Regions from separate parts of the Mus musculus genome. Here region 2 is linked to region 1. A link is a loop called in an ENCODE intact Hi-C map of the cell type or tissue named here. Cell type or tissue: heart. All regions are shown on one strand. Links, peaks and the distances in the headings refer to the core of each region. The heading gives the core; the rest is flanking DNA. Region 1 holds the start of Marchf7 (membrane associated ring-CH-type finger 7). Region 2 holds the start of Tanc1 (tetratricopeptide repeat, ankyrin repeat and coiled-coil containing 1).

The links. Peaks named below come from ENCODE experiments on the same cell type or tissue, not always from the same donor. Only the 100,000 strongest peaks of a DNase experiment are listed, where the experiment ranks them.
Region 2: it touches region 1 in a loop (2.0-fold over the local background); 1 of 42 quality-filtered maps calls a loop at or near these places.

What each region holds. Positions count from the first base shown.
Region 1 is chr2:60,200,603-60,216,949 of GRCm38, reverse strand. It overlaps Marchf7 (membrane associated ring-CH-type finger 7), which reads right to left and starts at 7,014. Exons shown (of 10, transcript NM_020575.2): 1 at 6,866-7,014. It also overlaps a transcript of Baz2b not described here. In heart, for the core only: a CTCF peak has its summit at 7,165; a DNase peak (open chromatin) is centred at 7,079; H3K4me3 peaks cover 3,711 bases; H3K27ac peaks cover 2,127 bases.
Region 2 is chr2:59,604,177-59,620,523 of GRCm38, reverse strand. Tanc1 (tetratricopeptide repeat, ankyrin repeat and coiled-coil containing 1) reads right to left here and starts at 8,482. Exons shown (of 27, transcript NM_198294.3): 1 at 8,328-8,482. In heart, for the core only: no CTCF peak of the experiment used is centred there; DNase peaks (open chromatin) are centred at 6,893, 7,403, 8,073 and 8,523; H3K4me3 peaks cover 2,874 bases; H3K27ac peaks cover 3,601 bases.

The sequences.
Region 1 (16,347 bases), core at 5,017-10,016:
GCGTGTGTACTTAGGAGTCTCTCCTTCCAATCTGTTCTAGAACTTTCAGAGATAAAATAACTGGTATTCCAACAAAACTTTTATCTGTTTAGCATTAACAAATTCACTTATATAACCCCTGCACTTTTTGTGATGCTAAAAGGTACTTAAAAATGAGTTTCACTGCTTTGTGGGTGCCCAACCCCCACTTTACAGGAAGTCAATGCTACAATATTTAGAAGCTACTCAAGATTTTCAAACAAGCTCAGTTAACAAACAGAAGTGCTCTGCCCCCCAAGCTAGCTAGGCAACCAATCAAGATACGGGAAGAGAATCTGGCTCCAAAACAGTGTTGAGGCAGAGGCAGGTGGATTTCTGAGTTCAAGGCCAGCCTGGTCTACAAAGTGAGTTCCAGGATGGCCAGGGCTATACAGAGAAATGACCTAAAAACTAGAGGGAGAGGAACGTGAATTACTCAGTAATGCTAATAAACTAATGAGTCTTAATGATTTATTTCCCTTTTATTCCAGGAACTTGAGAACAAGGAGTAAGATGGTATTAAAGAATGGAGGCAGATGCTCAGCAATTAAAAGAGAGCTTCCCAGAGGGCTGGAGAGATGGCTCAGCAGTTAAGAGCACCAACTGTTCTTCCAGAGGTCCTAAGTTGAACTCCCAGCAACCGCATACTATCCCCCTTCGCTTTCCACCCGTACTATCTTTACCTTCTACTTGGTGAGCCTTAGCACTACTCTTCCAATTTAACAGTAAACTCTGGAGCATGCACACCTACAATCCCAGCACTCAGGTTAATGCAGGAAGATCATGAGTGCATGGGTAACATGGCAAGACCTTCTCTCAAAAACCAAAAAGCAGGAGACAGGGAGATGATGGTCCAGCAGTTAAGAGGACTTGCTGCTTCAAGACTGGAATTCAGAAACTCACACCAATGGAAGGTGGCTCACAAATGTTCTAACTCCAGTTCCAAGAAACCTGACCCTCTCCCCTCTGGTATCTAGATATAGACAGACAGACACACACAATTATTTAAAAAAAAAAAAAAAAGAGGTAATAGAAAACAGGTGAAGAAAAAAAGTTACCTGTTACCTGCTTATGGGAACCATTTTGTTTGAACCCTACCACAAGCTGCCTGTCAGTGTAAAACTTGGATTTTCACTTACCCAAATTTGGAAAGCTGTGAATTTACAAAGCAGAGACGTACCAGCACAACTCAGAAGTAGTTGTGTTTCTTCTTTTGTGCAGTATTGGGAGTTTCAACTTGGATCCTCACAATGTTAAGCAAGCACTGTACCACTGAGATACAACCTGAACAATTTGTTTGAGTCAAGCATAAGTGGCTTGTGCCCTAACACCAGCACTTGGGAGGCTAGATGACTTCTGAGTTCAAGGGTAAAGTGGTCAATGTAGTTAGCTTTACGCCAGCCAGAGCTGTACAGTGAGACCCAATCTCAAAAAAAAAACAAATACAACCAAACTACTGTGTTGGGACAGGTCTCAGTAGGTTGGCCCAGAATGGCTCTGCAGCTGTCCTCCTCCTTTCTACCTCAGCCTCAAGTTGGACTGAAACGCTAGGCCACACTAAGCCTGACCCTAAGCTGTGATTGATTCTGCTTCCTCCTCTATCACTCTGCAGATCACTGTGTCCTACTAATGTCCTAACAGTTTCACTCAGGTATGTCAAGTCAGACAGTAACATAGTAGACATAACCCATAATCCTAGGCCAACAAAAAGACCCAGTCCATCCATATCAGCCGAGGTTGTCTCCTACACCTAAGCCTTTCCCTGTATTCTAATGCACTTAGTAATACAAACTTAATTCATTTACTACTTTCCTTCCAAACCAAGACACTCAAGTTTTGCAGCAAATAAACTGACCACTACCTAACTTTTAGCACACACGAAATTCAAGTATTTTGTAGAAAAATGGTAGAATGTAGGAAGCTTTGAAATCTCTGTGTGGTGTAAGTCTGTATTTAATCTCGAATACTTAAGTTTTTCACCTACAAAATGGTGATACTGCTTTCAAAAGTGTATTGTAAGATTAGCTGACACAGCACATATTGAACAAATACTAGTTTTTATGAAACAATACTAACAGAGTTAGTAATTTCACATAAATAGCTCAAAAAATATATTGGCTTTTTTTCTTTTTTTATTTGGTGTATATGAGAACATTGTCACTGTCTTCAGACACACCAGAAGGCATCAGATTTCCTTACAGTGGTTGTAAGCCACCATGTGGTTGCTGGGAATTGAACTCAGGACCTCTGGAAGAACAGCCAGCATTCTTAAACTGCTGAGTCATCTCTTCAGCCCAGCTTTCTTATTATTTGATATTTGCCTTTATCATATACTAAAAGACTTTAAGAATCACGCAGGGCTATACACAATTCATTCTCTGCAAAGATACCTCTACAAATTTAGTTACTGTAATATCTCCAGAGGACTGGGTTTGGTTCACAGTACCTACATGGCAGCTCAGTCATACTTACTCCAGGTCCAAGGGGTGTGATGCAGCCTTTTGACCCCGTTGGACTCCTACACACACGGTGCACACATAGAGGGCCAAACACGTAAAATAAATGAATACATCTTACAAAGGGGGTGGGGCCAGGGGTAGGGCTATAGCTCAGTTGGCAGAATACTTATCTAGTGTGCAGAAATACATGAAATGTGTGTCTGAAAATCCTAGCTTATACTCTCAGCACCTAGAAGAGGCATGTGTATTAAAAAGTCAAGGTATTTCTCACATGCATAAGGCCAGCCTGGGTTAGAGACTCCTGTGTTAAAAAATAAATGAGGGGGAAATTGCCCAACATGTAAAACATTTTCTGCTCAAGAAAGAAGACCTGAGTTTGGATCTGCAGCACCCACATAAAAAAAGCAAATTATGGTAACACACATCTGAGCTGTGAAACTAAGACAAGAAGATGCCAAGGGCTAGCTCACCAATCTATCTCATGACCAGTGAGTTCCAGGTTCACTTAGAAACTGTAAAGACTTTATCTCAAAAACCAAGGTGGAAGGTGGTGGAGACACTCACGATACCAGACACTGACCTCTGGCTTCCTTACACAAACAGAGGGGCTTGAGGACCCACAGACACAAACATAAATAGCTGTTGATAGCCTTGGCATCTACAAAGTAACTACCAAAACATGCTGTGCTTATAGACTAAGATGAGGTCACATTCACAAAATAGAGTTTAGATCACCTGAGCTGTGTGACTTAAATTTCCTATTAAATTCTTATACATACAAAAAAGAAAGAAAAATTAACTTCCACATACCAATCAACAATGTAAACAAATTATCATTACTCAACCACATGTATCTACTTACCAATTCCTGTATTAATTACTTTAAAGCAACTGCAATGGTGGCATTTTAAAGAATGTACATTCTTAAAATGACCTAAATCTGTGGCAAACCAGAAGCTACAGCTATGGCTTTCTCCCTTACCTTAGTCTGAATGTGCCTTTGCAATGCCATGATGACGGTCTAGATAGAACACAGCCAACTTTCCCTTTTCTTTTCTCCCCCTTAAGTGTAAATGTGCACTGTAAATGATACTGTACGATTTGAAAATGTCCTAAGAGGTCTTATAGCTTCCATTTTCATTCTTCAAATGGTACTCTGAAATATCATACCATAAAAGATCACATGGAATATCAAGATCCAAATGTCAACCAACACCACTATGAGGCAGGAAAGCTAAATGTGGCCAAATGAGGGAAGAAATTCAAGACACAAACTTCTGGGGTCTTTTAGAAAAATCTCTCTGAATACTTAGCTATCACATACTTACAGTATTCCTAATATTTTAAGGTATTTTAAAACTATTTTTGGAATATGAAAACTTAGCATCATCATTGGAAAATATAAATGATCTTGTCTATCAGTTCTTTTTTTTTTTTTTTTTTTTGGTTTTTCGAGACAGGGTTTCTCTGTATAGCCCTGGCTGTCCTGGAGCTCACTTTGTAGACCAGGCTGGCCTCGAACTCAGAAATCCGCCTGCCACTGCCTCCCAAGTGCGGGGACTAAAGGCGTGTGCCACCACGTCCAGCCTTGTTTGTCTATCAGTTCTACAGCACTCAAAGATAACCTTTTGAAATCAATTTGCTATTTGGGTGACACAATTCAATCTTCATTCAGCAACTGCAAACCAATTGAGTTCTTCATGCCAACTCAGAAATACATGATTACTAGCTTTTACAAGCTGAGCCTCTCTACAGCTGCTGGCAAAAATGGGCACAGGGGAGGAGGTGATTTTAAAACCTGCCATTCAAACTTATCTAGTCTAACCAGTAGTCAGAGGAAATATACTTGAGAACAGGTAAAACCAGCTTTGGCCACATTAAGTTCATGTTAGTGTAGAAAATTAAAAATCACAAACATCAAATCTCAGTCTACTGTCAAATTATAAAGCAATTTTACCATTTATACTCAGTTCTTTTGGATTCAATCTCAGCAACTTTACTAATAATTTTTGTAAAAACAAAACAAAAAAATAGATAAATGGATTAACGCAAACAGAATTCTCCTTTCGTGATCTAAGAACTTTAGTAGGAACTTGTTCCTTTTTAGGTTGTGATCTAATTTGGCCCATTGCTGATCTACAGTCTACCAGCTCATGACTTAATTTGTTGCTTAAAGGTATAGCTTGATACAAGCTTATACACTCTAAGTATTGCCAGGTATTTTACAGACACACAGAAGAATGTGTCAACAAAGATAAAGATAGTTTTACTTGGGTACAACAGCTCTTTCTCCACCCCATGGCACAGGGCACTAAACTTTCTAATTTATTAATCCAAGTCTTCACTGCTAAGCTCTAACTTTCCTTCATTACCTTTCCACTGCGGAAAGCCCTGTCACCTCCCAAAACAGCACATCATCACAGCAGGTCCTAGCCAAGCCTCAGTTTAGCTCAAGCACTCTACAGTTGTCCAAGCGTGTGCCCTCTTTCCACCCCACAGTCTGTCCGTACAGTATTTACAGTAAGGAAGGCAGTAAGGTGCATGTTTACGCGTTGGTCTGATGACTAAACTGTGAGTTGTTGGAAGATGTTGCGTCAAGCTCATTCCTGCAAAGGGAAGTTCTAACCTGGTAACCAAACAATGCTTACACTACTTGATAAATTTTCCACTCGACCATTACTTTCCTAAAATATATTAAAACGTGGATATAACAGATGACAGGTGTGTGAGAGATGGATATGGAATAACATTTGACTGCATAAAGGCTACAGATGGCTCACATTCAAGTTGATTATCCAAAACCTTCATGTAGAACACAGAAAAATCTGTGAAGTTATATGAGAAAACAACCTTCCTTATTCAAGACACCTGACCTGGGTTGAGGGGTCTTGAATATAGCTCAGAGAGCAAATGCTTAGCATGCCCGAGACCCTACACTGTGTAAGACAATCTGACCCATCATGTAACTGAAAATAAGGTAATGGGGGGTACTGAATTGCATTATATACATATATGAAACTGTCAAATAATGAAAAAAAAATCTTCGGGTATGAGAGAAAGAGGAGGGCGTGAAGGAGGGAGGTGGATGGTGTACCAAACATCTAGGGCAAAACTAGAAGTGTGTGGTGGTGTTGATCTGGTGGCACAGCAATCCCGGAGCTCAGAAGGCTTAAGCAAGAGTATCTTACCTTAGAGGTGGGTCTGGATAACATCATGAGTTCAGTGCCAGCGGGAAACACAAGGTAAGAGCCCTCTAATCAACCCATAAAAACATGAAGCTATAGGGACACAACTCACAAAGTCCAAGTTTCGTTCTGACCAGAATGCTTGATGATAAAACTTGGTGGTAAATTCCTTCTGTTTGAAGTCATTAAAAATCCACAGTACAAGTATTATGCCCTGTAGTGTGCCTGCTCTGCTGACTGCTTCACACACTATCTCCTTAAAAAAGGCATCCCAGGAGTCGGGGGTGGAGGGGACTCATCTCAACTAGGAGATCTTAAGAGGTAAAATAACTATGGTCATGGCGATGCCAGAGTTTCTGGTTCCATTGCGACTGCCTCAGCACAACTGCTGCTTCTCTCACTCACACACACACACAAAAGCTCCTCAAAAGGAAATACTGACCCCATTTCGGGTTATCTTGTGAGACTACATAGGATCTACCTTTTTTAGTGAGAGTACTATTGTTTGTCAATCAGGACGGTATCTCGGTACTCACCCCTACGTTCTGGATACAAACGGGGGAGGGGGGGTGGGACTTAAAAAATAAGGACACTGAAGACAATAAAAACACACACACACAAACTACAGAATGGCGTGTGACCCGGACCCGCTCTTTAAACTGTTTTCACACTGATCGTGACGTCATGTTTATGACCCACACGGATTTCCACCCCCATATACCAACACGTACTTTTGTAGGGGGGTGGAGAAGGAGGGTGTTCACTGTAGTGGTTTCGGGGTGTGTGTGTGTGTGTGTGCGTGCGCGCTCTTCACTACGCAGTTTCTCCAAGGTGAGGGTGCATTTTACTACTCACACCTTGCGTGTCTAGAGTCGGCCCCTTACACCCGTGTCTCGCCCCGGGTCAGGAGAGCCAGCCTTCCTGCCTCACATGCCCGTGTCACGCCACTCCCGGTGCGGGGCCACCGAGAGGCCTACCTCCCTCCACCTACTCCGAGGGGACTGGGGGAAACCGACCGAAATCCCGGGTGAGCCGACCCCGCACTACGGCCGCCCGGCGCCGCAGGTCGTCGCGGGTCCCCGAGGGACGCGCACCATCTGCCCGCCCGCCCGCCCGCCCTGCCCCCGGGGTCCCGGGTGGGGGTGGGGGTGGCTCGCACTCCAGCGCTCCCCTCCCCCCCACGCCGCCGCCGCCGCTCTTTACCCTCTTCCACCGAGCACTCCGCTGCAGGGAGTGTCGCGCTCGCCGCAGCCACACCGCCGCCGCCTTCCTCGCTGGGCTCGGCTCGGCTCTCGGGCTACCGGCAGAGAAGTCGGCGACGAAGCACAATGGCGGCCGCCCCTCCGGATGCGCCGCAGAAGTGGCCGCCGCCGTTGGCAGCCCCGCCCTTCCTCCTCCCCCGCCCCCTGCGCGCTCGCTCGCCCGCTTCTCGCGAGAGCCGCGGCGGCGGCGGCGCTGGCGGCGCTGCGGGGGAGCCGGGAGCTGCGGGCGGGCTAGACGTGCCCCGCCGCGGGGTGGTGCTCTGACTGCGGCAGCCGTTGAGGGCCGCCTCGGGGGAAGCTGCGAGGCGCCACGGTAAGCGGCCGCAGACGGTCGGCGACGTGCGGGCGTGCGGGCGCCCGGAGCGGCGCGGCGCGGGAGGCCGGGCGGGCCGGTCGCCGCCCGCAGTGCGAGGGGCTTCGGCGCCCGCCTGGCTCCCGCGCCCGCCGCGGGCCCCTACCAGGCCCGCCGCTCCGGGTCCCGCCCGGCTGGTTGCGGGGGTGGATTTTGTTTTCTCTGCGCTCGGCAAGTGGCGCAGGGACTGTTTACGGAATGGAGTCCGACGCTGCCTTTCCCCCACCTCCCCTCGAGCCTCCCCGGCGCGTCCTCCCTGCCCAACCTTGTAGGATTTGACAGCTCTCCCTCCACCTACTACAGCCTTCCGATTGATTCCTACACCCTGCTGCTGGCAGTTTCCCTGGAGTAAATAAGTTGTAGCGACGGGGTATTTGGACGATCACTTCGGAATCTTAAAAAAAAAAAAAAAAAATCGGGCTTTTTAAGCTCTGAGAGCGCAGCTACAGGTTTTGCAGCAGACATTCACTTATTTAGAAAGAGCGAGGGAATCTGTGACGTAGTCTGAGGAATACGAGAAGAAACTTTCAGAAACCACGGTGAATGTGGTTAAACTAAGATGTAAATGAGGACTAAGAAATGCAAGAGAGTATGGGAAAAGCCACAAATTATGTGGCGTTTCAATGATGGACCAAACGCAAGTTGTTTAACGGTAAGTTCTTACTAAAACTTGGAAGCACAGGGAGGGCACTTGGGTTTTTAAGTGACCTATTTGATTTAAGGGTGTTTGTTTCAAAGAATAACTTGGATCTACATAATTCCACTAAGTGACTAAGTGAAATGCTACATATATATATATATATATATATATATATATATATATATACACATATGTATATATACATATATACAGTCAGTAATCATCTCTCATTTTTCTTCACTCATCACTAATAAATTTCGTACAAACTTAAGGGTTTTGGGTTGTTTTTTTTTTTAATTTTGTTAAAGTTGACACCCAGGTGTCATCCTTTTAGGGCATGTAGTAGACAAAGTGTCTGGTAAAGGATAAAATTAAGTACAGATTACTTTTGAGGAGATGTAATTTGTCCTTTTAAGAGAAATAATTGTTCCATTCTGTTTGGCCGTGTAACACCCTTAAGAATCAGAATTCATGGGTTCATATCTCAGCACTTTGTCTGATTACCTTTGTCTTCAGCAGTTCTTTAATGTTGCCAAGAATTCCTTAACCCAGGCTTCTTCCTGTGGGTTAGGGAACCCTAATCCGCCATGCTCCCCAAACTTCATGGTGGTGTTGAAGGGATTAAATGAGGGGATCTGTCAGTTCTTAGAACATAGCAAGCGTTCCATAATTGTTAACAGTTACGTTATGTGTCTAAGCCACCATTCGGCCTTTCTGGAACTGAACCTTGTGGAGACCCCTTGAACATCTTTCCCAGTTTATTTTGTGTTAAGAGGATCGACTGCACCATTTTCCTGAGCTATAGTAGACAAACGTAGTTAGTGGGAACTTCTCTACAGAACCCCTGACAAGGACAGTGCAGGTGTTGGCCGGTTATGGTTTCGTCTCCTCTCAGTGCTGAGGATTCTGTGAGAGGTGAGTGTGGTGCCAGCTTCCTCTGTGTGTGTGTGTGTGTGTGTGTGTGTGTGTGTGTGTACGTGTGTGTATACGTGGAGGGGTGCTGGCCACTAGAGCCTGTGTGAAGGTCGGGGGCAGCTTGTGGGAATGGGTTCTCTCCTGCCATGGATTCCTGGGACTCAGACTCGGGCCAGCAGGCTTTGCAGCAGGCTCCTTTAGGTGTTGAGCCACCTCACGGGCTCTGGATTCTAATTCTTAGTTAATGCTAGGTAATAGCTATAAAACACGGACATGTGCTTATCCTTTGAGAACAGTTAGGGGAGTGTGTGTGTGAGAGAGAGAGAGAGGGTGGGGGCAGAGATTGAGATTGATTTACTCTCTGCTGTGAATTTTTAAGTAATTTATCATTGTCAATAAATAATTATTGAAATTTTGTTGTGCTAAAGACATTTTATGCTTTACTAGGAATTATGGATATAATCTAGGTAAGATAGTGACTATTGTTTCCAAAACAATAATCGGAGCAAAGGATTTGATAGCAAGCATCTGAAATCAGAATTCCTCTAAACAAACTAGACACCGTCCCTTTGGTTTGCAGCACTCTCTCTTAGCCCTTTGATGATCTGTCCGTACAGCTGTGGTTCCTTTCTGACTTCAAGGGTCTCTGTTGACCTCTTGCCAACACCGTTTCATTAATTTCCACTTCTTTACTTCCTTCCCTAAGACACTGTCTTAGTGGCCTTTATTCTCTTCATCCCTCTGCCTTATGAACTTGTCTGTCATCTGGCCGGGTTCATCCTGCCCTGATTCTTGGGTTTAAGCACTGTTGTTATTGTTGTTTAATCTGCCTGAGTACTTAGAGTTCTCGTTCAGATTTCAAATTACCTGTTTGCTCTTTCCACCTTTATACCATATAACCTCCTTAGGAGCTCCTCTATGCATTCTTTACTATTGAGAAGATAGGGTGATGTTAGCTTTTTGCAAATTGATCATTTTCAATTATAGGTTATCTTAATCTTCTGACAAACAGGTTTCTCCACGCTGAGACAAGTATTTACAGAACCTTTTTGGGATACCAATTTCTTCTGAGATGAAAATCTTATTAATCCCTAGGCTAAAGAAGTGAATCTGGGGTCATCAACTAACTTGACAATCTACTATTTAAATTTATAGGTAGCGCCTGGCATGGTGGCGCACACCTGTAATCCCAGCACTCGAACTCAGGAGACGGAGGCAGGAGGATCACAAGTTCAAGGCCAGCCTGGGCTACAGAGTTCCAAGCCAGCCTGGACTATGAGACTCTGACTCAAATAAACAAAAACTAATAAAAATAAACGTATAGGTAGGTCCCGTTTTTCTAGATTAAGAGTCCCTATTTGTAATAAATGTTACATGAAAGTCCTGTGCTGTACATTTTGATAAAAAGAATTCCTTTTGTGCCAAACATTGTAACCCTTGTATTTAATGGTCTCCTAAATTTTTAATTTTCCTCAACAATTTTTGTTGAAAAAGTGCAAAATTTAATAAATGAATATCTAAAAACATTCCTTTAATTGACTTCTGCTTTTTTTGGCAGCAAAAAGTTTGCTCTCCAAAGGTAGCCTTGAAAGTATAAGAACACGTGAAATGAAACCAGCCTGCCACCCTGAGAAACTGCTCTCACGCTGCACCTTCAGCATAGGTCTCATTTTCAGAGACTGCAGTCACTCACAGCTCTTCCAGACTCTGTCCTAGCCAAGATGACTTCCAATCCATGGGGCACAGGTTCCTTTTACACTGCTTAAAACCTAGGGTGTGGGGCTGGAGAGCTGGCTCAGAGGGTAAGAGCGCTTGGAGTTCCCAACATCCAGTGTCTCACAAGTGCCTGTACCTCCAGCTGCAAAGCAGCCGATTCCCTTTTCAAGCCTTCGAGGGCACTGCATTGATTTGCACAAGCCATCATACTGATACACACATACACATCTAATTAAAAAGTTAAATCTTAAAAAATTAAAATGTGTTTAGTGAAAGCATCCATCTCTTATTATTGACACAACTCGGGTTTGTGGAGGTTGGGCTGAATCTCCCCCACCAGCTGTTACTGTAAATACTTTCAATGAGGCAGTCATGCCCATTAGTTTATGTATTGTCTATGTATTAGTCAAGGTTCTCCAGAGAAGCACGGGCAGTCGTATACCACACATTATCTGTCACTTAACAGGAGATTTACTTTAAGGGTTGGTTAATACGATTGTCGTGGGTGGCTGACAAGTTTGAAATTTATAAGGCAGGCTGGCACGTAGATTCAGGAGTCTTTGACAGTCTTGAGGGAGAATTTCCTCTTTCCTGGGCATCCTCAGTCCTTTTGAGGCTGATTGGATGAGGCTCATCTACATCGTTGAGAGTAATCGCCTTCACATACAGTTAGCAGGCTGTAGATGTGATCCACAAACACAAACCTCCTGCACAGCATCTACCAGGTAAGGGTTGATTGCAGAACTGGGTACGGAAGTCTTAAGTCAACACTGTAAATTTAGCATCACACGTGTATGATTATTTTCTTCCTACAGAATCAGAACTGAGTGCCTGAGACAATACTCACTGTCTGGTCCTGTATTCATAACTTTTCTTGTTCTGGGGACAAAATACCTGACAGAAGTAACTTCTGGAAAGAAGAGCCTGTGCAAGCTGACTAGTTTTATGTCAGTTTGGCAGAAGCTGGGGTTATTTTAGAAGAGGGAACTTCAATTGATAAAAGTGCCCCCTGTCAGATAGGCCTGTGGACAAACCTGTGGTACATTTTCTTGATCAATGATTGACATAGCAAGGCCCAGCTCAGTGTAAGTGGTGCCGACCTTGGACTGGTGTCCTGGGTAAGAAAGCAGGAGGAGCAAGCGAGTAAGCCGTGTTCTTCTGTGACCTCTGCATCAGTTTCAGCCTCCAGCCATGACTTCTCAGTGATGGATTGTAATGCGGAACCGTAAGTGAAAATTCTTTCCCGAGTTTCTTCGGTCATAGTGTTTTGCCATAGCACTGGAAGCCCTAAGACTCTAACTGGTATCACGGTTCACAGTGGTACTTAGCATGGCAGGGAAGAGATGGTGTCAGGACAGTGAGGAGGCTGGTCACAGTGCTTCTGCAGTTAGGAAGCAGAAAGAAACAGAACGGTGCTCTACTCAATCCCTTTTCATTTAGTCGGGGTCCCCAGCCTATACAATGATGACGGCTCCACTCTGGGTGGGTCCTCAACCTCAGGGAAACCTATCAGGAAATGCCTTTTAGGTATGCCCAGAAGACTGGCTGTCTCCCAGGTAATTCAAAAGACCACAAGCTAACAATGAAGATTAACCACCACGGGTTGTTTACAGAAAATCTGCAAACTTCTAGAGGGAACCACAAAGCCAGATTAAATAGTCACTGTTCCTATAATATAGTCTAGACAAGCACATCCATAACACATAACACACTTCATTGTGATAATAAGAACCACATTTGGCCTCCATAGCCTGTTTATAGTTCAAGAGGCTAGAAGCAGAAGCAACTACTGATAGAGATTCTGTGGGTAATCCCTCTGAGAAGTTTGGTTGCATCCCCTTCTTAAGTTTTTACTTGAGTTCTATATAAACGTGTATGTACGGTGATTAGCTTTAATTATCGACTTGATACAGGCTAGAATCACCTGGGAGTCACACGTCAGGGGTTGTGTAGATTCGGTAGCCCTGTGAAGAACTTTATTAACTGAGTTCATTGGCATGGGAAACCCCACCCTAAATGTGGGCAACAGCATTTCCTGGGTGGAGCTCTGGGTTGCCTGGAAAGAGAGTTGGACGAGCAGTAGCATGTGTCTGTTGATCTTTGCTGTGTGCTCTTGACTGTGGATGTCATGGGACCACTTCTATCCAGCTCCCACCACTGGGACTTCCCTACCAGATGGAATGTATCTTGTAACTGTGAGCCAGAAGAGCCCTTTTTCTATTGAGTTGTGTTTGCTACAGTATTTTGTCATGGTAGTAGGAAAATAAACTAAGACATTCATGCATATTTGTATATAGATATGTTTTAAAGAATATATAGTAATTATGTTTCACATCCTAGCTATTTTAATATAGGCTTGGGGAGTGCCTCTCTTCCTTCTTCTCCTGCCTCTACTGCTCCACCAGCACGCTCTGCAGTCACACTGAGAAACTACTGTGTGTCCTTCCTCTGTTCTCTGTGCGTGGCCATGTAGTCATAAAAGAGGCAATAAAGGTAGGGTTTTAACAGGATAAAATTTAACCTTGGATCCTAAGGAACTGGGGAGTTGTTTACTGGGAGAATATTGCCTAGCATACGAAAGGCGCTAAGGTCAACCAAAGGACCATAAATTAATAAATACATAGTACAATTAGTAGATCATGTTTAACTATTAAAACTAAATAACATGTAGAAATTTAATATAAATTTTACTTAGACATCTTTAAAATAATCTAGAATATTCTATTGTGTGAGATTGAGAAAATGCTCATCCTGTCTATTAGTATAAAAAATCCTATAGTAGAAATTTCTCTCTTTTCAAAAGTTTCCTATATATACATTTAGAATGACATCAGACTGTTATTGTTTCTTCAACAATTCAGTATGGTTTAATTTATTTATTTTTATTTTATGTGCGTTGGTGTTTTGCCTGCATGTGTGTCTGTGTGAGGGTGTCGGATCTGCTAGAACAGAAGTTACGGACTGTTGTATGTAGCCGGACTTCAGCTACTTTGTGAGTTCTTCCACCCTCTTAATCCCCAAATACTAGAAGAGAGAGAAAAAAAATAGAGGAACATATCATTAGACTACTTCCTGCTGATAAGGGGCATCCTGCACGTTGGGGCAAATTTGAGCTTCTTCATCAGGATACCTAATTTCTTCTTGTTGTTTCTTCTTTGCACACAACAACCACCCACCAACCCACCCCTGGGGGCTCTAGTGTGTACATACCCTCTGAAAGGTCCCCAGAATTCCAGCTGTCACACAACCACAGAAACTATCTGCAGCTGGCAAAACCACAGCCCTGCTAGTGCACGGGTCAGCTGCTGTGGGCAGTCTGGAGCAGCCCTGTACCCCATGCCTGGGATTAAAATGAAAACATAGTCTTATAGCATCAAAGAAACCAGAACTCCACGGTGGTCACTACAGTTGTGAGCTGCCTGCAGTTGTGAGTGCTGAGAACTGAACCTGGGTCCTCTAGATGAGCTGCCCATGCCTTTGACAGTTGAGCCATCTCCGCATCCCTGCAGCTTCTCCTTTACTGTTGTTTATAAATTGCACCTCTACTGTTAGCGAAGTACCATATCCTAAATGCAGCAAAAATGTGTGCGTGGAAACTTTTTTTAAAAATTTTTTTTTGTTTTTTTGAGACAGGGTTTGTGTTTCCCTGTGTTTATTTGTGTGTGAATGAGTGCTACTGTGTTACTGTGGGTGTACATGAGCTCAGAAGACAACTTGCAAAAGTGGGGTCTCTCCTTCAGTGTAGATACTGAGGATTGAACTTTGAGCATCAGGCTTGGCGGCACAAACCGTTGCCTGCCTGGGCACCTTACCAGCCTCTGTGTGCTGAACTGCAATGGCCAATTCAACCATATTAAAAACTGGAGGCTTTGGAAAGTAATTAAATCATAAGAGCAAAGCTCCCATGGCCCTGATAAAACACTTGAGGCCTGGACATAAGGTTGAATAGTCCTGTAGTCCCAGACTGGGGAACTGGGGCAAAATAAAATAAGATAAAAATGAAATTTCCAGTTGGAGACAAGCCTGAATTATATTGTAGGACTCTGTCCTAAAACAACCAAAAAGCATGGGGGGAGGGGCTACAAGAGGCCTGAAGGAATTGACTAACTGTTGTACTATCCCACTTAAAGAAGACAAAGAAGAGAGAGCATTCCTCCCTAGTGGAGGGCACAGCTCCTCTTGGAAACAGGATAGCCTCTACAAGATACCAAACCTCTAAACACCTACATCTTAAACTTCCCAGCCTTCAATAAATTTCTACTACGTATAAAGTTCTTAGTCTATATTATTTTGTAAATACCTCGATCTTAAACTTTCCAGCCTCCAGAACTGTGAGGAATAAATTTCTACTATGCATGTATTGTTTAGTCTATGTTATTTTGTTATAGCAATACAAATCTAGTAAGAGAGGCAGCAGGCTGAATGACCAACTTTTACTTAATGAGTTGCTACTATCTATAAATACTAGGGCTTATTAACAAAATAACAAAATGATTGAACTATTTTTATGCTGCACCTTTTAATAGCAAGTCATCGAAGAATGACTTTTTCCAGTAATTTAAGAGGACGAGAGTAATACTTAAGGAGCTGGAGATATAGGTCTTCTGGTGGAGTGCTTGCCCGGCATACTAGAAGCATGCATGGTCCAGTTCCCAGGGCAGTACAGAACTGGGCCCATGGTGACCTGCAACCCTAGCTGTTACAGCAGTACTGGGAGGTGGAGTGAAGAGTCAGAAGTACAGAGTTGGTCTAGGCTACATGGTGAGTTCAAGGGCCTCATGAGCACGACCTTACATTGCAAGGGAGGGAGGGAGGGAGGGAAGACAACACTTAAAAACTGTTTAAAAGATTTTTAAGTTATGCATGTACATGTGTGCTGTGACGGTATGTGTATGTGAGCACAGATGCAGAGGCCAGAATCCCATTCTAAAGACTTTAATAACTGCTCGGTTTTTCCAGATGTTCCGCTACCCTTTCTCTCCCATGAGAGTTATATTTCTAAAATCTTATACATAAAAGAAAGAATACAACTTTTTAGAATAAGCGTGTGAAACTTGCTCCATATTATTATAACTACCTGTATTCTAGAACTACAGTGTTAGTGCCAAGTCTCAGGGTTATGAAATTATTTTTCCTTATGGTGCTAGGGTTTGCATCCAGGTTATTGTATGTGCAAGGCAAGCATTGTACTACTGAGCTAGACTCCATGCTCAAAGCTTTTGAAAAGGATGTTTATCTAGAAGAATTATGGCAGGCTATTTAACATTACGCTTTACCTAAGATAAATGTATAGATATATTTTTAAGTTATTTTGATTCCGTGTGTGCATGTATGGAAGTCAGAGGGCAACTTTGAGGAGTTGGTTGTCTCTTTGCCCCACGTGAGTCCTGGGATTAAGCTCATGTTGTCAGGATTGGTGTCGGACACCTTTACCCACTGAGGAACCTAGCTGGTCCTGAATTTCTTGTGTTTAACTAAAGTGTGCATGGATATGCCTATGTGGGGAACCCCATGAGCGAGTGCCATGGAGTCCAGCAGGGGGCGGTGGATGCACCGGAACTGGAGTTAGTGGCTGTTGATGGCTGCCGGATGCAAGTGTGGACCCTAACTCAGATCCTTTAAGCTTTTAGTAAATTGACTGTTTTAATGTAATTGGTAAGGCATGGAATTTTAGAACTTCATGTATCGTTTGCTATGTTATTTGCCTCCATAACTGCGATACATACCTTCTGTATGCTTTTTCATTGACAGGTTGAACATTTCTTAGAATCAATTAAGTGGTTTCCACTTAGTGACAGAT
Region 2 (16,347 bases), core at 6,600-11,599, 600 kb after region 1:
AATGTTCTGTGATGACACAGACCTCTCAGTAAAAAAGATTAAACATATAACCCAAACAGAGTATAAACTGTATATAATGTATGCAATAATGAAGAGACTAGTGTGCTGGGTGTGGTGTGCATACCTTTAATCCCAGCATCCAGGAGGCAGAGACAGGAGCATCTCTGACTCCAAAGCCAACCTATCCTGTTCTATAGATGGGAGTTCCAGGACAGCCAGGGCCACACAGAAAAACCCTGGGTGGTGGTGGTGGGGTAGGGGGTGCAAATAAAAAACAAAAATTCAGGCTGGAGAGATGACTCAGCAGTTAAGAACACCAACTGCTCTTCCAGAGGTCCTGAGTTCAATTCCCAGCAACCACATGGTGGCCCATCTGTAATGGGATCTGATGCCCTCTTCTGGTGTGTGTCTGAAGAAAGCTACAGTGTATTCATAGAAATAGAATAAATAAAAGAATTTAAAATTCTTTAAGAATTTTCTTCTTAAAGAAAAAAAGAATTATTTAAAAAAAAATTCATCACACACAGAATTAACCAATCAGACTCAAAGTACATCTCAATGAACGTTTTTAGAGACCAGCTGTCTCTACAAAGCCCTGGCTATCTATCCTGGAATTCACTATGTAGACCAGGTTGGCCTCTCACTGATCTGCCTGTCTCTGCTTCCCAAATGCTGGGATTACAAGTATGCCCCACCACACACACAGCATAGAGTGGCCATCTGGAATGGAATGCACACTGGATTTTACTGGATTTTATATTTATATTTACTGGATTGAATATATTTTTTGTGCAGTTATACTATGAAAAATAAGCAATTTACAACAGAGTTAGAACTAGAAAGCAATTTCATATCCTTTCCTAACTTGTGCCATCATCTACATTCAGTGGGTCCTCATTTCCTAACATTTAGCCTTTCTTGTTCTTTTCTGCATGTTACACTGTACCCACATGGGTATTTGTTTACATATATGCATATAATATTTACTAGATCCCACATATGGAGAACATAACATATGGCTTTTCCTAAGAAGCTAATGAGACTTAGATTCAGTCAGCATTTTAGTTCCTTTTTATTAATAATATAAATTGATATGCAAATCTTGTGCCAACCTATCAAAGCCAGTTTCCTAACCACTTTATAATAAACTCTCCTCCTTCAGACCGTCTCATTAGCTTTATTCCTAATGTGTGCCATTAGCATCTTCCCACACTTTCTTTCCAAGAGCCTTTTAAAGCAGCTTCCATTTTGTGTGAGCCAGTTTAATTAAAAAAATAAATAAATGATATAAACCTTCAATTCGCAGTGGTTCTCAATCTGTGGGTCCCGACCCCTTTGGTGTCAAACAACCCTTCTACAGGGGTCGCCTATCAGATATTTGCATTATGACTCATAACCATTGCAGGGTGACTGTTATGAAGTAGCAATGAAATAATGTTATGGCTGGGATCACGACAGCACGAGGAGTTGCATTAAAGGGTCGTAGCATTTAGGAAGGTTGAGAAGCACTGATCCAAAGCAAAAAGGGCAAGTTGGGTACCAGAGTCCACTCTGCTAGGTTATAAAATGCTCCTCACACAACGCAAGTGACAGGTGCTGGGCGGATACATACCCAGTGTCTACCCATACGTAAATGTTAATAAAGCTCTTCGGGCTTTCCTTCTCTCCCACCCCGAATAATCTGGCACGTTCTGCTTTGGTGATCACTGTCTCATACACTCATAAATATTACTTTCCTCAGAGACGACACAAGTCATGGTAGCTCTAGGGCTGGCTAATTCAGCAGCCAAGAAGAAGTCACTGTGGTTTGGGGTACCTTCAATCTCTGTAGTGTGTTAGACCCCTCCTAACCTCATGGAATGCTGCAGATATACAAGTCACGATCCATACCACAAACCTGCTCGTTAACCAGCCACTGACAGCAGGTGCGGCTATACTGAAATTATCTTGACTCAAGATTCTCTCTCTGGGACATTCCCAGCTAACCCATGAATATGTGGTCCACTGAAAAGTAATCGAAAGCAGATTTGTGGCTGGGTGGTGATGGCACAGGTCTTAATCCCAGCACTTGGGAGGTAGAGGCAGTCGGATCTCTGTGAGTTCCAGGCCAGCCTGGTCTACAGAGCAAGTTCCTGGACAGCCAGGGCTACACAGAGAAAACCTCCCCTTCCCCATGACCACCCCCCAACTCAAATAAACAAATAAATAAATGCCAGAATCGTGGTAGGAAGGGTAGGAAGTAATGTTTTGAGCTTTGTACGGCGGTGCCATCCAAATGAGGCCAGTTTCATTCCAATGAAATAAACTGTGGTTGGTCTATGTCACAAAAAGCAAGGGAAGCCAGGACCCAGGAGGTGGCTCTGTGTATAACTGTCGTTGCTTGTTTAGGTCAATGAGAGAAGAGCTACTCTTCTTTTATTTCCATGGATAATTTAAAATTCACACATCTAGTTCCACATCAGCAAGTACTCAATAAACATTAATAATTGATGTTGTGAATCTCGAGTAATTTAGAGCAAAGTCTGGCAGTAAGAGAGGATCCTAACAGACTACATGGGAGTCATGACCAGCTCCAAATTTTTAGATGTAATTCAATACCCCACCCCTTACACAAATGGCTATACACACAGTGACTAAATCCCTGTAGAATGTGGCTACGTCTAGGCTTCCCAGACTACAGGAGCATATATATATGGCATGAAGACATTAGGAATGTTCACACCCTATGCCATTAGGTATGCTTTTAAGGCCAGCCAATACCACTCCTAGAGATCTTTGCTATGCTGGCCAGCTCTTTGTGTTTTCTTACTCCCTGTCTCTTCCATCCACAATAGCCTCCTCTGTGGGACACTGTGGCCCACAGACCCATCTTGTGGGTTTAATGGGGTCCGTCACCTGGAACTCTTCTTTGGCCAATCTGGGTTCTTTCCACATTTCTCTCAGGTTGGTGCTAACAGCCAAGAGGCAGCTTCTTGATGATGGAGGTTTTGGAGCTACAAGGAGCCAGAAGTTGTGTAAGGCCACAGTGACTTAATAATATGTGTGCCCATCTGAATCAAAGGCCTCTGATATCTGTCTGTCCAAAGATGTCAAAGGCCAAAAATCAATCATTTGGTAATGGTAACACATATGCAATGGATTTGGTAACCAGTCATTAAAACAGAGCCAAAGAATAAACACAGGGAAGGCATGTCTGACATGGGACACAAGACAAAGTGTGTCACATGAGCATATACTGACTCTAAACTGCACAAATGTAATATATGCATCTTCATTTGCATGATGTCTTTCATGTGTTAAAACTGTATGTGGCATAATGTACCACTTTGCTACAGTACATCCTTTGTGCAAAAAGGCCACCCACGGTTGACAGTTTCTTCCACTCTCCTCCACCCCTCAGGGGCAACAAGCCAATCCACCACAGGTGTGTGACCCTAAGTATGCTGGGTAAGGCAAGAAAGTGCTGAGTCACCGTGGTTCTATGTTAAATGGCTGAACATTCTGGGTTCACATCTGTCTACAATGAGCATTAGCTGGGAGACTTTAGAACTAATAAATTCTCTCATGCTAATGGCAAAAATCCATGCTGAAATCCATGGTCTGTGTCCTGTCTCTGTAACATTTGTCTTGCCCTTGACACTTCTGTCTATGGGATAATTCTCTCTGGAACATTCTCCTCCATCACCCACACTCACAGAAGCCCTAAGAGACAACACTCACTCTACAAAGACAGCTGACCAGCAACAGAGGCAAACAAAACCAGAACTCCTTTCTCTAACGGCACGATAAGGCTTCTAAGAGCACTCTTCAAGGAAATCTGTTCATCCCACTTTCTGTTTCTGTCCCTTTTGGATAGTGACAGCCTTCCAACACTACTAGGAAATGATGTTTCCCAGTGTCCTCTTCTGCTTTCACTTCTCAAGGAAAGGGCAACAATTTCAGACTGGCCAGTCAACAGATACTAACTTCTTCTGAGTTGAAACACCGTTTCTTATTACTTTGCAAAGCCACCCCTCTCCAAGAGTAAGTTTTAAGAGCTGTGTCTGAAGCCTCATACTTGAACCCCATACTTGTAACCTCAGCACACTGCAGGCTGGGGCAGGGAGATTGCAAGCTTGAAGCCAGACTAGGCTACATAGTAAGACTTTCTGGCAAAACCAACAGATAAATAAATGCCTTACACAGACAAGTTCCTCAGCATAAAAGAGCTGTCTCCTTGGTTCAGAGGCTTGCTGTGCAAGATTGACAACCTGAGTTCGAGTCCAGGGTCCCACAGTAGAAAGAAAGAACTCCAGAAGCTGTCCTCTGACCTCCACGCACAGTAGCACATGCACCCACGTTCACGAACGCATGCGTGCAGATCAGACGAGAAGTGAAATGAAAGCTGTAAAGAAGAAGTTGCTATCCTAGAATATGATTTCATTTTTGAACCTGTTAAAAGTTCACAGACCAGGGGTGTAGTTCAGTGTTACAACATGTGTTTAACATGTCCGAAAACCTAGATTTGGTCATCAGCACTACCAAGAAGACAAATAAAACCTAGCTTCCAGACTAAGGGCCCAGCTACACTTAGTACTCCTAAACTGGCAGATGGGAACACAGCAAACAGTGGAAATGTATCACTGCAGCCAACTACCTCTTCACCACTTAACCAGGAGCATAAAAGGAGACCTACATAGCATGGGAAGCGGCTCGAAATTGATCTATGCACTTGTCGATAGGAAGGGCTCAGGACTCCAAGAAAGGGATATTCAGACAGGCTTCGCGCTTAGCCTGACAGAAGCCAAGATGAGAGGTAAATGGTGTTTTTATCCTTATGTTTAAGTTGATAGACATCTGAACTGTAAATCATGTTAGGCCCTGAAGCCTACTTGATTAAAAGGAAGAAAGAAAGAAAGAAACTGAAAGAAAACAAATGATGAGTTGGAGGTATGTGACTTTCTGAAACTCTCCTACAGGGAATGTTTAGTTATCATTATTAGAGAGCTGTTTTTAATCCATCCTGTCAAAGCAGAGATATAAACCCCAGGGTTCTGGAACCAAAATAACCATAAATGAAACACTGTGAGAAACGGCCACATGTTGTTTGTCAGGCTTTAGCGAGTTCACAGGTGACTTAGATGAATTAAAAGAGATAGAGGGCAAGGAATGGGGAGCCGGGGACCTGCTGGGCTCAAGTTCAACGTCACAGGTGACATCAGGCAAACTGATCTAACTTCCTGGGCCCTGGTTTACTCAACTGAGAGGTTTAGGGATAAAATATGCAGTGAAGCCCTTTACGATTGCCGTTACACTGTTCTAACAATACAGCCCAGGCTCCAAAATTCCTAGATCTCTCCAATTCTTGCAGTCACGAGGGTGCAATGTGATTCCATTTCGGGAGTGATCATGAGGACACCAAATCCCATAAAGACTTCACAGCCCTATAGACCAAACCCTTCTGTAAACTGGGGGAGAGGTAGTTCTACACCTAAAACAAGCATTTAAAAGACAGTTCAGAGCCCAGTTTGGTGGTGCAGAGCTTTAACTCCAGCCCCTGGGAAGCAGAGGCAAGCTGATCTCTATGAGATTGAGGGCAGCCTGGCCTAAACAGTGAGACCCTGGCTCAAACACACACACACAAGCAAACAAAGGCCCAGTTCAGAACAAACCCGTTCTAGAGACTAACACAATTCCCCTGTGTGTGTGTGTGTGTGTGTGTCTATAAATTTATTTATACATTTATTCCCACAAGTTAAAACTAAAGGTCCCATAATAAAAATAAAAGTTTGTTCTTCCCTCAACAAGGCCTCATATACATTGGACAAGAGCATAAATCCATTTTTCTAACTAGCAAATTCTTGACGTAACAGAAATAAGATCTTTACTATTGAGTTTGAAGTGCCTGGTGAAAACAGACCTACCTCCCTCCCAGCTATTCAGACAAACCTCATTATAATATGGATTACAGCTCTACTAGCCCAGGGACAGGGCTTTTAATGTTCTCTGGGAGATAAAGAATTAATCAGCAACCCAGAAAAGAAGTTGTCTAAAAATGGATGATTTAGTCAAAGTAATTCCATTGTCTCTAAAACTGTGCCCTCGATCACCAGGCATCAAAACCCGACTATGGCATCAAATAAATTGCATGTGGTTAAAGAGACAAAATGTTCTTCTGGCTGTTATGAGAAGCAGAAAAGGGCTGACTACGAATCAGTTATGTTTTAGCTCCACGATGAACATGAATTATGATAATTTAGACATTCTGGTGGTTAAACCAAAAAAGCAAGAAAATCAATACTTTGGCGTTCCAGCAAAAGTTAAGTTCGTGGCATGAGAATTGCAAGACAGAAACATGGAAGTGACCTTAAATTTATTTCTGGACTTTCCCACCCCCACCAAAATCAATGATTTCCCTCACTGTCCAATCACACTATTTCCCTCACTGTCCAATCACAGCAGTCAAGAAGCCTGGAAACATCAAGTTGGATGGTAAGAAAAAAAGGTCTACGAAGGAATCTCTAACGCAGTCACACGCCAAACTTCCTTGGCTTGGCATGCTTTTCATTGTAAAAGCACCAAGATCTATTTATGATGCTTTTTGATTGACACCCACAAGCATTCCAGCTGACACAGACTTTGCAGATTGTAAGGAAGTCCCTGTGAGCTCTTTAAGTAGCCCAGATGAGCAAAGCACGCAGAACAGTACCATAATGAGCACCTCTCTCAGGCGCTCATAAATTCTTTCATTCCCAGCAATCAAAAAGCAGCTGTTAAAATCCAGAACTCTTCCCAGTAGCAGATCTGAAATACCTCCGGGCTGCCCAGAGAAGCTCCACAACGGCTTCTTCTCTTCCTCCCTCCCCCATCCCTGGAGTGCCAGCCTGGCAGGATAAGGATGACCCAGGAAGGGGGTGTGGGTGGAGGGGAGTAGCGGATCTGGTGTAAGCAGAGACGCAAGACTCCCTTCTTTTTCACCACAAAGAAAAACTAACCCTCTGTGCCAGCCAACCAGGTTTCTCCTGCTCTCCCCAGGCACACTAACTTCGTAGTCTGATGAGTCTGGCATTTCTAGAGTTCGCGACCTCAGCCACCCTGAGTCCTTTCCTGAAAGATCTTGAACCAGGAGCTAGCGGCGTCTGAACTCCTTTACAGGTTAAGACTCAGCCTGCCTTTACCTTTTAACCCGCCAGGACGCTACTCCGGGGGTCAAGTTCAAGATGAAGGTGCTCTCCTCACCACCCTGAGTTCACTCTGCAGGAAGCTGTATTACTCAGACCGGTCCCACTACTCCAGGCACAAGAATCTGGGGCTGCCAAGCCGGAGCCGAGGCAGCCTGAAGAAGACTGTCACAGCTCGGCGTCCTCCTCCCTCGGCCGCGGCACCGCGTTTCTTCTACCTGGCCATGGCCGCATTTCCTCCGGGAGCCTTTACACAATAAGTCAAGTAAGTTTTGGGAACTCCAGTCCAGAGATCTTGCTGACTGAAAACACGCTACACAATGCCCAGGGCTTCCTTCCCCGCCAGCCGTTCCGGAAAGCGGCCGCGCCGAACCCAAGGGCCCCCCCCCACACACACACACACACCCAAAAGTCCTCCAGGAAGAACCTGAATCCCCATAATGCCTCCAAAGTAACTACTCGTCGCCCAAGGACAAGGGGACTCGCAAACTTGACACGACCCTTCATTTAGCTGGCACTACTAAAAGGAAGAGAAAAAAAAAAAATCCTCAAGGTCTAATCCCAAATCATCACCCTATCACCAACACCACCAGGGAAAGAAATTGGCTTGCATCTGCGAGCCGCAGCCTGCAGGAGCGAATCACACACTTTCAGCTCACGGTGGGCGATACGATTCCCCACCCCACCCCCACCCCCGCTGAAGTTCTCCCGGGAACTTGGCGACCCGCGCGCGGCGACACTCAAGACCCCGCGGTGCCAGGCGCCCCGCCTGCACGTCCCCCTACTCCCCCCACCCAGGTGCCCGGCGCAGCCCAGGCCCTGTCTAGCCAAGGGACCGAAGAGGCGGGCAAGGGCCGGCTGGGAAAGTCCTGAGCGCCGCGTGATCCCAATGTCCCCCTAGCCCGGCTCTGCTGCAACCCGTTCCTCCGGGAGCGCAGGAAACGGCCTGCACCGACTCCCCGGCAGCGCCTAGCCCCAGGCCGGGAGCTCCGGCGTGCCTGCGCCTATTCCGGGAAAGCTCCCGCTGGGCCCGGCGGAGGAGGGGGCGTCCCGAAACTTTCCCACCAGCCTGGCTCTCGTTTCCCAGGCTGCTCTCCGGGACCCTTCCTTCCCCGCCCGCTGCGGACTCCCGGGGGCCGGCAGCGGCGCCCCGGCAGCGAGAGTTACCTGCCAGGAAAGTTTCCAGCTTTCGGCGCGGTTCCCACCCCGGGGGCCGAGCCTCAGGGCGCAGAGGGCTGGGCGCTTGGCGGCTGCGGCTCCTGCGGCTCCCGAGCCGGGCTCCCGCAGCTGCCACCGCGGAGGCAGCGCTCCGGCCCGTCCCCGCGCCTCGCTCGGCCCACACCGGGACCTCATTGGCAGCGCGAGTCCCCGCCCTTGCGCGTGTTCCGGAAGGCACCTTCCCTGTGCGCGCCCGCCGGGGCTGTGCCTCCCGCGCCCCTCCCGACCGGAGCTGCCCCGGCTCTGGGACCCGCTGGGGCGCCGCACGCCAACTTTCCTCCCGGCGCCTTCGCCCCCTCCTCACCCAGCATGTCCTCTGCGGGAAGCTAAGCTTTCCGGGAGAAGGTTGCTCCCCTGGGGCCTCGCCTGGACCCCAGTGGGACAGGATCAGAAGTGTGATTAGCCCTCTCCTCCTTTTTTTAGCCGTTTTAGAATCAGTAAAGTGGCTCGGCCTTCGGTCTGCGCTGCTCTCTGAAAGCATCCGAGGAGGACATATGGGAGCAATTAGCCAAGCTGAAGTTTCCGCGGATGCCTTAGGGTGGCTTTGTTGGCTTTTCTTCCCCTCGCTTAACTAAACACAAACAAATACACTTTCTTGTTCCAAAATGAGCTGAGAAAGATGGAAAGTGCATCTCGCCCATTGCACCTTTTTCTTTCTGGAAAGTTAAGTTGGGGTTGTTCCGGGGATCAGTGACTGCCCAGAGTCAGGGGCAGTCCTCCCTCCTCGAACTCTGTGGCTAGCAGTACTGTCTGGGCTAAGTACACTGGCCAGCGGCTAGCTTCCTTGTCAGGAGGAGGAGTCCTGGAGGAAGAACAGACAAAGATGCTATTATTAAGTAGGCTGGTGGCAGTAAATTAAACTCCCTAGTTCCCAAAATGTTTTGTTATTCCCAATAGAACAGAAGTTTGAAAATGGCCTAGGGAACTGGGAGACCTGGGTCCTCCACAACCTCCCAGGAATCCAGGCAGCCAATTTATATGTAGAAGGCTCAGCCCTCTCTATTCCCAAAAGCCCTTTGGGCCCCCTTTCTTTGCAGAAGGATCAACTAGAAATTCCAACAGGAATTGCACACAGGCCGCCCATCCGTGTAAGGAGAGTGAAGAATACAGAAGTTGCTATAAATGGGTTTATTGCCAACCCCTAACCTTTGCTGTGGCAAACCTGCCTTTAAAGACAACTGTGTTTTAAACAACTTTCCCTATAAAAACTTCAACCTCACATAGAGCTTCCCAATATAAAGATAGCTGCAAGAATGGTGTTTGCATTTAAAGTTCCTGTGAAAAGTGACAGGAAGCAAAAGGCTGCTCAATCTATCTCTCCATAATAAATAAAAGATGGTTCGAATGTGTTGGGTATTTTTCACTCGTATAGTCAAAGACCTGATTATCACTATATTTATAAGTATGCAGCGAACATATCCCAGCCTTTACTCAAGCAAATCATGACATGAATATTCAAAGCAAGTAAGGACTCCTGGTAAGCCAGGAAGGTCACAGACACCCCCTCCACCTCCAATGCTGGTTGTTAAAAACCAGGTTGGTGTTTGATTAACTTCTCTTGAAAAACAGTGTGTAAAACTGACCAGTCTTTCAACCACGGATGACAAAGTCAGACTACATGGATAAGACAATGACCCAAACAAAAGACAAAAACCCAGCCGTCCAGTCTGAAATACTATAAGATGTAAGAGAAACTCCTAAAGACTCAAGCAGGTCCAGGTCCTGGCTTGTTTGTAGTGGTTTCTTTCTTTCTTTTTTTTTTTAAGATTTATTTATTCATTATATGTAAGTACACTGTAGCTGTCATCCTCGTTATGGATGGTTGTGAGGCACCATGTGGTTGCTGGGATTTGAACTCCGGACCTTTGGAAGAGCAGTCAAGCAGTCGGGTGCTCTTACCCACTGAGCCATCTCACCAGCCCCTGTTTGTAGTGGTTTAAATGGGTAGATAGTGGATGAAATTCGTGAATCTGTAGATTCTTCTTGGACTATCCTTAGTTATCTTTCCAAACTTTAATAAAATTGCTTAAACTGAGCTTTGAGGGCAATTAGGCTTCTTCCTCTCTCTCTCTTCCCTCAAACTTGCCTGAAGTAACAAGTAGAAAAAGCACAGAAAATAGGTATGCTAATTTCTTGCATCATCTTTAGTTTGGGTTGAAAGGATTTGGTTTTATAGTTTCAGAAGTCAAGGACACTGAAGTAATTTCATCCCCGCCTGTTTGGGGACCCTTACCATTCTACACAGGCAGAGAGCTAGCAGTCTAAAGTGTGTACACAGGAGGACCCTGTTTCCCCTCCTTCCTGTAGTATTTATATAATCCCAACTACATGTCATTAAGCACAATCAGATCTCTGGCTTTAAATGGCTACTATTATATACAGTATGTAGTACCACCAACATCAAAGGTGTCTTAAGCTGTGGGTGAAAATGATACATGTTTAAAAAGCCAAGGCCAAACATAAACAGAGTAAGAAAAAAAAACTTGAGTGGGGGGGGGGGGGCTCATGAAGGTCTGTTGTGTAAGGACAACCGGAGACTTTTCTAAGCAATTTAATATGTAAGGTATTAGCTGAACACAGGTCCAAACAATGCTTTTTTTTTTGTACTTAAAATCTGCTTTTCCCTTAAAAATAAAATAATAAAAGGTGCTTCTAGTTGGTTGTTCGCCAACTTTGTATATCCAGAAGCTCAAGAATCACCGCTTGCTTTTCTTGGGTCTCTCTCCACAAACCCAGTTTTAAAAGCTCACTAATTCCCTGCATGTTTAGAGAGAGAGAGAGAGAGAGGGAGAGAGAGAGAACAGTCGATTGCACAGATATTATGTGGTACACACATTCCTTAAATATATATGTGATATACTGGGTTCCATTTCTAAAGTTTCTGTCACTTTGCCAACAATGTAGCTTTTTTCTCAGCAGACCGAAAGAAAACAGCAAGTATTAAACTGGTTATTTTACCATACAATTTACTGCCCAGGGCAATGGACTGAGGAAGGCATGAGAAAAGAATGTGCTTTGTGAGTGTGTGTTAGTGTACGCCCCCTTGGTCAGATTCCTAAGGACTTCTATTTTAAATCAGTTCTAAGTTAGGATCCTGGCCAGTGTTTATTATGGTATGCGTAGTATAGAACACACAGTAAGAAGTAAAAAGTTTACGTTTTAAAACCTAAGAACAAAAGCCAAGATGAAACTTTAAAACTTAATAAGGTAAGAAATCCAAGTTTAAGCACACTTCTTAGGAGGGTCTTTTAATATTCACAGAGCCCAATCTTCTCCCTCGGTTAGATCCTTTCCCCTCCGCTTTTTAACATTCTGAGAAAGAAAAAATATAAAGACACCGGGGAATAATAAAATAAATTGGGTATAGTTGGAAATCAGTCGGGAAAAGCAATGAAATGAAATACTCCTATAGAGTCCCTCCATGTGCAGTGACCCATAGTCACACATGTTTGCTAACACCATGGTCATACGGGCTGATAGCAAACAGGCGTCCGGGGAAACAGAAATCCATTGCTTGGCTCAGTTAGCCAGGCTATCAAATTAAAGGAGTCACAAGACATATAAACCCCTCGGGTGTAGTGCATGCCCTGCAATGTTGTAGGAACTCAGCCAATATGGGGTAGGTAGTGGATTATTTAAGCTGGCAAGAAATCCAGTGAGGGGGAAAATGGGGTAAAGAGATTCAGGGGTTCACGTTCCCATATAAGATATGGGAATGGAGTTGGAGAGATGGCTCAGCTGGTAAAGATATCTGCCACCAAACTTAATGACCTGCGTTGGATCCCTGGGACCCACAGAGTTGAGGGAGAGAACCTCCTCCCACAAGCTGTTCACTGAGAGTAAATAAATAAATGTAATAAGAATTTGAGACTAGCTGAAGTCCTGGAAAAGTCTGGCTTAAGATAATATTCAGGGTGACTAATTGTGTTGCTATTATTGTCGCTGCTGCTATGTCACCTAGACTGGCCTTCAGCATCGGATCCTCCTGCCTCAACCTCCCTGATGTGATCTGAAGACAGAAACAGAATTCTCTTTTTTCAGAAAAGGTAACACAGTTGGGCACCACTCCAATTAACGTTTGGTGCATCCTCTTTTTATAATAGTATAAAAGTAGCCTGTTAATTTTTAGTATTAAAGGTATAGTTCACATCTCCTCCTTAGGAATATGGCTTCCCCTTTCTGCCAAGCATTGTAAGAACTGGTGCTGAAGTCGGAATCATAGCATCTAAGTCCCTGCTCTAGCTTTTGCAGTGTTGTGATTATGGGCCATTCATCTGGCCTGCGGTCTTAGTCTACAAAATAAGAAGGATGTAGACTCCCTGCCAGACAGGTCCATTTGAAGAATAAATAAGATAAGATTTATAAATTAATAAATTGGAAAATAATCTGTAAAGGCTCATTTCTAGTTAATAGACAAGGTGCTTTTCCTGTCTTGTTACCCGAAACTAGTATACTCGGAATAATCAGAACAATGCAGAATGTCCTCATGTGCACTCTGAGGAATCGTGACTTAAAGGTGATTCAGTAGTAGATAATAACACCAACTAAGTCCTCGGGGGTCTCATCTGGGGGTAGATTAGTAGTTCTTGTCTCAAAAACAGTAGCATGCAGGAACCATGTACAAAAATATGATTTTTCTCTCATGTTAGCGCTAAAGAGAAAAAAAAAATACAGTATACACCCTATACTGATGTACCTCATTTTGTGCGAATCAACATATAGATTGTATGTTTGTTTATGTTTGTTTGTTTTGAGACAGGGTCTTATCATATAGCCCTGGCTGGCCTTGAACCTTCTATGTAGACCAGACTGACCTCTACAAAGAGCCACCTGTCTCTGTCTCCCAGGTGCATGGATCAAAGGCATCACCACACCTAGCCCGGAAATTCTTTTTTCTTGTTTGTTTTGTTTTATTTTGGTGACGGGGTCTCACTGGCTGTCCTGGAACTCACAGAGACCTGCATGTCTTTGCTGGAATTAAAGACATGCACAAACACACCCAGTCTTTGGCTTGGAAATTCTTAAATAATATATTAATGTAGAGGAAATGTTTCCTGTAAGAAATCCTAGCTGGAAATGTCTGCAAGAGCCTCACTATCTTCTTTCTGTTCCTTATCGACGACTATCCTTTCAGTCCTCTGAAACGGCAAGCCTAGATGCTAGCTAGGGAGATCATAGGGAGATCATGTAGAGGTTCAACTTGAACCTCTACAGCTCTAGAAGAACAGGTGTTAGGCAGAACTGGTTTGCATCTGAACCTGGTGGTCTTCATTTACAAGACAAGCATTTGGAAGACGAAGGCAGAAGAGCAGCCATGTTTGAGGCCAGCCTGGGACTTTAACTGCCTTGTGTTACTGAACAACAGTGGCACACAACAAACCATCACCCCAGCGCCTGGAGGTTAAGCCAAGAGAACTGAGACGTGAAGTCAAACCTGGGCTAGACAGGAAGAGCTTGCTCAAAAAGGAAGAAAGGATAGAGAAAAGAAAGGCAGGAAAGGAGGGTGTGAGAGGTCATGGAGAAATGCTACCTTAATGATCAGTTTGCTTTTCCCACCTTGACAGTCACAAAACCCAGTCTTGAAATGGATGAAGGCTGCTGGTATTACTGGTGAAGGTAATCAATTAAATAGAACTGGAGAGTTTTTGACACTAAAAAGACAGTGTATGTAGTACAGGCAGTAGCAACTCACATTCTGTCCTGGCTGGTTTTGTGTGTCAACTTGACACAAGCTGGAATTATCACAGAGAAAGGAGCTTCAGTTGAGGAAATGCCTCCATGAGATCCAGCTTTGGGGCATTTTTTTCAATTAGTGATCAAGGAAGGAGGGCCCTTTGTGGGTGGTACCATCCCTGGGCTGGTAGTCCTGGATTCTATAAGAAAGCAAGCTGAGCAAGCCAGGGGAAGCAAGCCAGTAAGTAACATCCCTCCATGGCCTCTGCATCAGCTCCTGCTTCCTGACCTGCTTGAGTTCCAGTCCTGACTTCCTTTGGTGATGAACAGCAGTATGGAAGTGTAAGCTGAATAAACCCTTTCCTCCCCAACTTGCTTCTTGGTCATGATGTTTATGATGTTTTGTGCAGGAATACAAACCCTGACAAGGATGCATGCTAAAATAGAAGTGTATACAACAGGATTTGTATAGTTAGAAACCCATTTGAAGCTAGTATTCACATTTTAGTGATTAACATTAATATAAAATAGTATAAGGAATGAAATAATTTTGGCACTGACAATGGAACTCTTCGAAGTTCTTTCTGCCCATGCAGCAGTCTATTAAAGCTCTTAACACCTCAGAATTGAGACAGACACTGTGTATACACCAGCTCCTGCTTCTGTCTTCCTCATGTGTGTCATGTCTTTTTCTAGGGCTGTAGCAGGAGTCATGTTTGCCTAAAAGAAGTAAGGACACTCTGTAATTATCAGGAGATATTAAACTACCAGGCTGTGTTAAAGGAGTCACCCTTACGTAGGCATCTGCCCTGAAGACCGCTGCTTGGTGAAAATGGATTTGACTACTTAGCTTTAGCTAAAACCCTGTTACCTTTCAATGATTTCCAAGCTCTTTCTAAACCTCCTTCTGCGTTCACAGCTAATCTATTGCCTCTTGCTCTTCTAGCTTTTCAGTGGCTTTGAAAAGATTACCTGAAAGGAAAGAGATTACTGGTACAATTACAATAAGAACCAGTTAAAACAAGATGTCAGGGACCCAAAATAAGACAGCAATCACTGAGCGTTAAAATTAGATGGTGTGCCCTCTGCCTCTTCATCTTCTTTTCAATTTGCCGTGCCCCATCCCACCTCTGGGAATCTACCCAGATATTAAAGGCCTAAATTTTGTTGACTAAAGAATCCATGAAGGGAGGTCTAATCTGGAAAGCTGTGTTTAAAGTATTATTCAAAATCAAATGGCACGCATAGAAATTAGATCACTCGTGTATCACTCCTGGGAGTATGCAATGACATCACTTCTCTGAAAACACAGTTCCAGAGTTCCTTAAAAATAAATAAACTAACTAAACATGTAACTACCGTAGAACCCAGCAATTATACTTGTGGGCGTTTATCCCGGAGAAATGAAGACTTGATTTCATAGGAAAATCTAAACACAAAAATGCTCATAATTGCTCTATTCATAGCGGATGACAATTCATGCCTGTTAAAGGATGAATAGTCCGGGAAATTAATACATACATGAGATATTGTTGCATATGACTTGTATTTATCTCTAGGGAATTATACTGAATGGAAGAAAAATGTTGACCAGGCTGGGTGTGGTGGCTCATTGCCAGATGAGGAAGTCTAAGCAGGAAGACTCTGTGATACCAACATGGGCTTCCTGCTGAGTTGAGATCAACCTCTGCAGTTTAGTGATACCTTGTATCAAAAAAAAAAAACAATGACAAAGATGGAAGGGAAGAGAAGAGGGAGGAAGGAAGGTGAATCCAAAATACTATAGGATCTGTTTAAATAACCTGGAGTGGACAGACCTATAGACCTATAGACAGACAAACAACAATGATCGCTGCTCTAGGACTGTACAAAGCAGGTCAAAGAAGGGTGGTTCCAATCGGCAGAAAGAAGAGTCCCACAGTGATAGAACTGCATCTGCGTTGGACAGCTGTGGATATCTTTGTAAGACTTTACTATGTATTTGTAAAAGTATTTGACATAGGTAGGTAAATAATGCAGGAGATGACTGTCTTATGTAACTATATGTATACCAGTAATCTTTTCTGAGAGTGAAACCAGACACACAGAGGGATGTAATTTTTTTAAGTCCTATGTATCATCATTTTGAATGGCAAATACATAAGTAAAAAACCAAAACTGTATCCAACTGTTAATTAAAATTCAGCATCTAAAACTGGCAGGCTGGAACCTATCTATAATCCTAGAATTTATGAGGCTAGCCTGGTTTGTATCAAGTTCCAGGCCATCCAGGACTTCACAATGAGACCCTGTCTCA